Regions from separate parts of the Homo sapiens genome. Here region 2 is linked to region 1. Evidence: chromatin contacts called from ENCODE Hi-C or POLR2A ChIA-PET data. All regions are on one chromosome and are shown on one strand. The core of a region is the stretch at or near the end of the contact, and the rest is flanking DNA. Distances in the headings are between cores, read along the strand shown.

What was found. Hi-C counts contacts between places; a loop is a spot of excess contacts on that map. ChIA-PET counts read pairs that join two places held with the same protein, here RNA polymerase II (POLR2A). Pooled maps may share reads with other maps.
Region 2: a loop to region 1 is called in a map of mammary epithelial cell, with 6 times the contacts of the local background. The contact joins the enhancer-like site here to the promoter of TFAP2C in region 1. A Hi-C loop is called at or near these places in 2 of 168 maps with a recorded cell type or tissue (Caco-2 and mammary epithelial cell) and 1 of 50 pooled maps. POLR2A ChIA-PET finds 5 or more read pairs at or near these places in 3 of 52 experiments (H1, MCF 10A and WTC11).

The regions. Positions count from the first base shown.
Region 1 is chr20:56,627,263-56,631,455 of GRCh38, forward strand. TFAP2C (transcription factor AP-2 gamma) reads left to right here and starts at 2,044. Exons shown (of 7, transcript NM_003222.4): 1 at 2,044-2,330; 2 at 3,943-4,193. The coding sequence starts at 2,283. RefSeq lists an enhancer at 1-591 and silencers at 1,955-2,014, 2,071-2,365.
Region 2 is chr20:56,763,844-56,767,749 of GRCh38, forward strand. No RefSeq gene overlaps it. Among named protein-coding and RNA genes, the nearest start is that of TFAP2C, 140 kb to the left of the region's middle. Within about 2 kb of position 1,493, at least 2 of the 41 ENCODE cell types and tissues checked have a DNase peak (open chromatin) inside an H3K27ac peak, as active enhancers do; they include mammary epithelial cell, where a contact is called at or near this core.

The DNA.
Region 1 (4,193 bases), core at 794-3,293:
GCGTAGACGCTCCCAGGCGGGGAGGCATATCGGTTCCTCCGGGCAGCTTTGGCTAGTGTTGCTGTGGGAAAGGAGAGCCAGGGCCTGGGATGGGGGATGAGCACCTTCTTGCCCATTCCGGGCCCCAGCGTGCAGGAGGTAAACTTGCCAGCACAGACAAGACAGCTTGTTCAAGCTGCACCTCAGGCCGGGTCAGAGAATAAAACCGAGGGCTAGAAGGCCCAGAATGTCGGACAGCCCAGCGGCACCCGTCAGGGAGTCCCAGGCGCCCGAAAGAGGCGCCGCACCTCTGGCGAGTCTAGGACCCATCTTCCTGGACCTGTGCTCTGGAGTGCCTGCGGGCCTGGGTCTAATTTCTGCTTCTGGCAGGTGTCCCCCTCCCCCGCCGCTAATACCAGGAGCGCTGCTTCTGCGGTAACTTATTTTACCCCCAGAAGCCTGTTTTGGGACCGAAGTGTCAGGGTCCTGTGTGTCTTTTTATGCACTGTTCTCCTTAGTGCAAAGCCCTGCAGATATGCTTGGCCGAAAAGTCTCAGTGGTTTCAACTTCCAGATTTTGTTCCCGCGTCCGGTCGGAAAATCACCTGGGATTTGGCTGCTGTCTAAGGCCGGGGGAAAGTTTCCCTTGGAGGACGCCTATTATTATTATTTTCTTTTAGGCCCACCTGGGTCTAAATAAATGCTAAAGTTCAAACGAACCCGAGAAGGAACAGCGAGGCAGTGGATGCCGCCATTCCGTGGATGGGAGAGTCATGTCTACTGCAGGTGCGGACACCGTACTGATAGGCATTGATTATTGCAAAATCGTATTCAGTATCAAATAGAAATAGTCTTGTCCTCTAATCCCCACAGAATGTTTAAATCCAGCCCAGGGAGCCAGTTGGGGCGTCCCAACAAATACGCCCTCGAGAATTAGCGATGTTCCCCTTACAATGAAAGTCAATTGCTGCATAATAACTGGGCCAAAGAATTTCGTTAGTTTAAATTTTAAAAATTAGTATTGCACTTTGCTTTCAAGTTTGGGTGGCAAGTACCGAAGGGGAGAGGGAAGCAGCGTTTGTGTGGAAGGAAGTTTCGTTTTCTGTCTAAACATGTGGGACCTGGGTGTCTACCTCTCCAGTCGAGAGCTCTCTGCAGGCTCTCTCCCAACTTCCTGCACCTCCTCACCCTCACCTTACCCGTGGCGCTCGGGTTTTATTCCTGCCCGGCGCTTCTTTCCCAGGGCGAGTAGAGGCTTCTGAGTGACCGGCCCGCCAGAGGCAGCTGCAGAGCCGGCGTTCCGCAGGGCAGGGCAGGGCCGGGCCGCTGGGCTGGTCCAGTGCGCGCGGGTTCCCCCTGGCCTCAGCCAGCCGCGGGAGATGCCACTTCGGGCGACAGCGGCGAGACGCCGCTGTCCGCAACTCCTGGGCGGGTAGGACCGTCTGCTGCCTCTGCGGCCCTTGGGGCAGACTCCCCAGGAGTCCCTTCCTCTCTCCTCCCGCCCGGGGGCCGGGACCGCGCTGTGCCCACGGAGGGAACTGGGCGTCTCTGGCGCACTGGGGCTCCAGCTGCATGATCCCAGCTCAGACCTTAAGCCTCAGTGGGGTGTAGGTGGGATGGGATGTGTTTTTAGGAGATGAGGAGACCCCGGTTGTTGAGTCGCTCCCCAAATGCGCAGTTTCTTAACTCCAGGTGACATCCGTCTTTTGGAGGAACGAGTGAAGGCCGTTTAGGCGAAAGAGGGGTGGGTTTCAGTATTTGGATCCCTTCCCCCAGCTCTGCCAATCTCAGGTGTGTTTACGGTGGAGGTGACAGAAGGAAGGCGCGTCGGGGGACCCAGGCCTCGCAGGTCTTCGGCTGTCAACGAGGCACCGCCCACTGACTCCGCGCTTCGTCCCTCACAGCGTGGGGCTCGGCGCTGCGCCAGGCCCGGGTGCGGGGCGGAGCTAGGCTGGGACTGGCTGGGGGCCGCCCCGCCCGGCGCCTGGGCCTCCGCGCCGGCCCCCGGGGAGGAGTTATGATAATTTCCTTCTCATTAAGGCGCTCGGGTCCCCCGGCTATCGCCAGGACACACTGTTCGGGCGCGGCTTTCCCCGTCCGCGGAGCGGTCTTGACACTCGCGGCGGCAGCATCTACGCTCGCAGAGCCGCCGATGCGTGTCCAGTGACCCGGACAGCAAGGCCCGCGCGCGGCGGGGGCGGCGGCAGACGCCTGGTCACCGTGACCCCGATTTTGGATTTACCGCTTGGGGGCTGGGGGGATCCTGGATTTAACTGGCGACTGTTTTGGGGGACGCCGGACGCCATGTTGTGGAAAATAACCGATAATGTCAAGTACGAAGAGGACTGCGAGGTGAGCTGGGGCTCCGGGGTGCAGCCCCGCCCCGCCGAGGACAGTCCGGGAGGCAGGGGCCACTGGACCGAGGTCGGGGACGAGGGCATAGGAGCCCTGGCCTCTCGGTGGGACGGGATCCACTTCTCCGGACACCCCTTAGTCCATTTCTGCGGGGCCCCTTTCCTGTATAGGGCCTTTTCCTAAATAGCCTCCCCTCGGGAACGAGGCCTGGAAAGAGAATGGCAAATCCCACCCACACAGCTTACCGGGCGCTTTCCTAAGCGGCAAACAGCCCTGCTTCCCGTTTTCTCGGAAAAGTGCCCCGTCTGCAACCCTCAGACGTGGCTTTTACGCACGAAGTCTCTGTCCAAAGGGGTCAGATGAGGCTACCTGCTAGCGACACCTTGGCGGACACTCCTCCAAGGCCGGCTTGTCACCTGCCCCGCTACCTCCTCGGGGAAGCACGAAAACAACCGAAGTTTGGCTTTCAAAAGAAGTGGGGGCTGGGGAGTGGTGGTGGGGGTGCCCGAGGCCAGATGGGGCCGTAAGAGCTCGCGAGTGCTCCAGCCTGTCGGACAGGTTGAGCTAGAGTTTCGGAGAGTGGGAGGGAAGAAGGAGGCGGCGAGCGGGAAGAGGAAGAAGACGCAGGCAGCGCTAGGCGAGCTCAGGGGCGCCGGGAGCGCGGAGCTCGGGCTACGGACTCGCGGGAGTTCACTGCGCCTCCGGGCCCTGGAGGGCTGCCCCTGCCCGCAGGCCCGGGCGCTTCCGCCAGGAGGCGACAGCGCCATGTTCCTCCAGGTTCCCGGCGCCCCGAGACCCCTGGGCAGATGGGGACGCATCCTTTAGAAACTGAGTCGGGCCGCCCAGGGGCGAGGGAACGTGCGCGGGCAAGGCTGCCCAATTTCCAGGGTTCTTCATGCCCCCTCTGCGCCCCGACGTGCGAGAACACTGCCCTTGGCAGTGCAGGGCGCCCCCACTTATTACTCCCCTCGGCTGGGCCCGGCCAGCAGGGAGGGCCGCCCTGTGCGCGCGCTCCCTCTTCACTTCCCAGGGCGGCGCAGGGTGGCGGGCCCTGCTTTCCGAGCGCCGCCCGCTCGGAGGTCTTTGTCCCGAGGGCGTGGAAGGGAGGGTCCCGGGGGCGGGGGAGGTGCGCATTTCCCGCGCCGCGCACTCTATCCGCGCCTGCCGCGCTGCCACCTCCAGCAGTCCCTGCGTCATGGGCGGGCTCCACGAGATAGCTCTGCACCGGGCGTCCGGCTCCTTCGCCCCGGGCTCTGGCTCCTTCGCCCCGGGCTCCGGCCACGGACTTTTCTGGCCCAAGACCCAGGGTTCGGACTTGGCGCCTCCAAGCGCCTCGGGCTTGGGAGCAGCGCCTAGACCTTCGCCGCCGGGCTTTGAGAACTCGTTCCCCCAGGTCTTTCACCAGACTCTCCTCCCTCCCCGCACTCTTTGCTTACAACGAAATCCTCGGGGCGCATTGCCCCCGGGTACCTTCCGACCCTGGGCAAGCCCCGCCGGGCGGGGTGCGGTTGGTCCCCCGGGGCCCTCTGCGTAGCCCGGCGATGCCGGCCAGTTCGCAGTAGCGGGGTTTCGCACTAACGGGGTCTCCTGTTTTTTTTTTTCCCTCCAGGATCGCCACGACGGGAGCAGCAATGGGAATCCGCGGGTCCCCCACCTCTCCTCCGCCGGGCAGCACCTCTACAGCCCCGCGCCACCCCTCTCCCACACTGGAGTCGCCGAATATCAGCCGCCACCCTACTTTCCCCCTCCCTACCAGCAGCTGGCCTACTCCCAGTCGGCCGACCCCTACTCGCATCTGGGGGAAGCGTACGCCGCCGCCATCAACCCCCTGCACCAGCCGGCGCCCACAGGCAGCCAGCA
Region 2 (3,906 bases), core at 243-2,742, 140 kb after region 1:
TCACGAAGTCAGGAGATCGAGGCCATCCTGGCTAACACGGTGAAACCCTGTCTCTACTAAGAATATAAAAAAAATTAGCCGGGCATGGTGGTGGGCGCCTGTAGTCCCAGCTACTTGGGAGGCTGAGGCAGGAGAATGGTGTGAACCTAGGAGGCGGAGCTTGCAGTGAGCCGAGATCTCGCCACTGCACTCCAGCTTGAGAACAGAGAGAGACTCCGTATCAAAAGAAAAAAGAAAAAAAAAAGACCAAAAGATAAAGAAACAATGATCATTTTATTTATTATGATTATGATTATAAGACAGGGTCTTGTTCTGTTGCCTAGGCTGGGGTGCAGTGTTGTGATCATTGCTCACTGCAACCTCCATCTCATAGGCTCAAGCAATCTTCCTACTTCAGCGTCCTGAGTAGCTGAGACTACCGATGCACAAACCATGCCCAGATAATTTTTTACTTTTTTGTAGAGACAGGGTCTTACCATGTTGCCCAGGCTAGCCTTGAACGCCTGGCCTCAAGCAATCCTCCCACCTCAGCCTTCCAAAGTGCTGGGATTACAGGAGTGAGCCACCAGGCCCGGCCTGCGCCCAATTATTAACATGATCTTCTGTGCAAGGAAAAAAAAAAAAAGCCATCAAGTTTTTTTAACTCTTGAATATCAAACTTCTTCAAGTATCGTAATAAAAGTAAATAATAATAATAATTAAAAGAAAAACAATGAAAGAGAAAAGGGAAGGAAGAGAAAAGAACAGTGTGTCTGAGCATCACTGGAAGGAGATGCCGTGGATGCGGAATCCCTTCCAGGCCACGGAAAGCAGCAGGCTGAGCAGCTCAGGTCGGGGAGCGCATGCAAAGGCCCAGGGGTGGCAGAGAATGTGGTGTGTTTAAGGAACAGAGAGAAGCATGGCTCAGCCTGGTGGGTGGGGGAGAGTGGGACCAGACGGGCTTGGAATGGGCTGGATCTGGGACCAGGCAGGAAGATGAGGCAGGCAAAGTAGAGAATGGCAGACCCAGAGCGCGTCTGCCTCCTGGAGGCTGGCGGCTGCTCCTCAGCATGAACCAGTGCAGCTACGGGGCGTGTGGGCTCCGCGTGGTCAGATTTTCTACTTCATGACTGGGGCGGGGTGGGTGGGGGGCGGTGGTGGTGGAATCCCAATTGCTGCATGAAGTCTCATGTCTTTTAGACGCTGGCTTCACGTAGAAAGATGAAGATAGACTTTGCAGACTGAACGGGGACTGTGGGCTAGAATCAACTCAGGGGACATCAGTTGCAATGCTGAGACTTGCTCCAGGCCTCTGATCGAAGTGGACCACGGACTTGGTCATTATGGGATGGTTCTGGAGCTCACCAATGATCATCTTTCCGTCCATCCCCACCAGAGCTGGGCCAAGTCTTAGGAACAATCCTTTGCTTCTTGGTTTGTGAAGCTGGCCCAGGGACTTAATCCAAACAAGGGCACAGCCAGAAGGAAAAGGGCGTGTCTTCCTGAAAAAGACTTGAATAAAGGGATCCTATTCAAGGCCGGAAAAGGCCAGTGTTGAAGCGCGTGGCAGCCTGTCCAGGCAGGTCTGAGTGCGCAGTGACCTCTTACAGGAGGGGGCTGTGCTGCTTGAAAGTTCACCGCTCCTGCCCAGGAAGGAATCTCTTCAAGCAAAACCTGACACATTTGGTTGCAGTCTCTGCTTGGATGCTGCACAAATTGGTTACCCTTCCTTCGGGTATTATGAGAAGGGCCCTCCTGGGTACATCTGGTTCATCCCCTGCCTCCAGCATGGAGAGCTGAAACTCGGTCCAGAAGAAGAGGCTGCAACAGATGTATTGAAAAGCGTGCTCATTCATTTTCACTTAAGAAATGATTGATGTCTGACTGAGCTGCAGAAAGAATGGGAGGATTAGGCAAGACTTTTTGTTGTAAGGCTCAGGAAGTACACTCAAACTGGGTTGAACAAACAAAATAAGAACGGATTGGCTCATGTCACTGGAAAGTCAGTCCATGGGTACTAAAGTCCCTTGACTCTGATTTTTATGAAGACAGCTTCCTTCCCAGTCACCCGCAACTCTACACTCAGTTTCTAGCCAAGTAAACTCAGCAGACAGAGTATCCAGCCAAAAATCCCAGGGCTGACTCTTAGTGGTCCAGCTTGGTCATGTGCCCATTGGTGAACCAATCACTGTGACTCTGACTGTTTTGCCCTAATTCAAGATTCTGCCCCAAGCCAGGGGAGAGGGTCAAACCCTGTAGGACCACATGGACCAAAAGTAAGGGACGAATGGTTTCTCCAGAGCAAGTCAAACACCATTATTAGAAGCAGCAGGAATGGCTGTTGTCATGGCCACACAACTGGTAAAAAGCAGATTCCCTTGCTGTTGTTGTTTTTGAGGCAGGGTCTTGCTCTGTCTCCCAGGCTGGAGTGCAGTGGTGCAATCTCAGCTCACTGCAATCCACCTCACGGGTTCAAGTGATTCTTGTGCCTCAGCCTCCCAAGTAGCTGGGATTAGAGGCATGTGCCACCACGCCCGGCTAATTTTTTTTTTTTTTTTTTTTTTTTTTTTGGTAGAGACAGAGTTTCACCATGTTGGCCAGGCTGCGTATCCTGGTTTTGAGCCTAGGTCTGAATGAGAATAGACTCATGTTTTTAATTTGGGAGTTCGAGAATGGGTGGATCTAGGGATTTAAACAACATCCACGTGACCTGGCCTGCCTTTCTCTCTCTCTCTCCCCTGCCTCCCCATTACTCCTCTCTGCTTTCTACTGGTTGGTTACTTCCTCAGGCACTTTTTTTCCCCCTCTGTGGCAGCCACGAGCAGTTCAGGATTTATGACTACCAGTTTAGCAACCTCAGTGGAAAGAAATTTGTCGTTTCCAAAATAGCAAAAAAACAACAAAACAAAACAAAAAATAACCCAGGGCTGATTCTCATTGGGCTGACTTTGGCCACATGTCCATCCCTGAACCAATCACTGTGACCTGTGGTGGAATACACTGACTGGCTGTGCTTATGCCATGTGCCAGCCCTGGAGCAGGGACTTAATTCCTACCCGAATAGATGCACAGGAGGATGAGGATGGAGTGGCTTCCCTAAGGCAGATTGAGATGCTGTTCCGAGAGGAGGGAGATGCAGACCATCTGAAATTACAGACATCCTCTTTGGAGAGGGGTGAGCACGCACTGGTGGGGCCCCAGCCCTTCAGAGCACTGGAACGCCATGCTTGGCAGCCGGGCTTGGTTGGCAGAGCTGCAGCTCGGGAGTCAGGACCTTAGACTGTCAACCACAGAGATTTATCCAGTGCCTGTTACGGGCCTTATGCAGGAAATTCCGTAACCCCAAAGTCTTCTGGATGTTTAATTTGGCAGAACTGGAGTTTCCAGGAGCAAGTGTGTTTGACAGAGAATGGGGACCGTCCCTCAGGAGACACTGGTACCCGGCATGGCAGGAAAAGAGTTTTACAGCTCTGCTGTGTTTCATAAGGTTTAAGAAGAGTAACGCATTAGCCGGGTGTGGTGGAGTACGCCTGTAGTCCCAGCTACTCGGGAGGCAGAAGAATTGCTTGAACCCAGGAGGCGGAGGTGTAGTGAGCTGAGATTGTGCCACTGCATTCCAGTCTGGGTGACAGAGCGAGACTCCGTCTCAAAAACAAACAAAAAACAACAACAACAACAACAAAAAAGAGTATTTCTTGCTGGGTGCAGTGGCTCACGCTTATAGTCCCAGCACTTTGGGAGGCCGAGGCAGGTGGATCACTTGAGGTCGGGAGTTGGAGACCAGCCTGGCTGACATGGTGAAACCTCGTCTCTACTAAAAATACAAAAATTAGCTGGGCGTGGTGGTGGGCACCTGTAAGCTACTCAGGAGGCTGAGGTAGGAGAATCACTTAAACCTGGGAGGTGGAGGTGGCAGTGAGCCGAGAT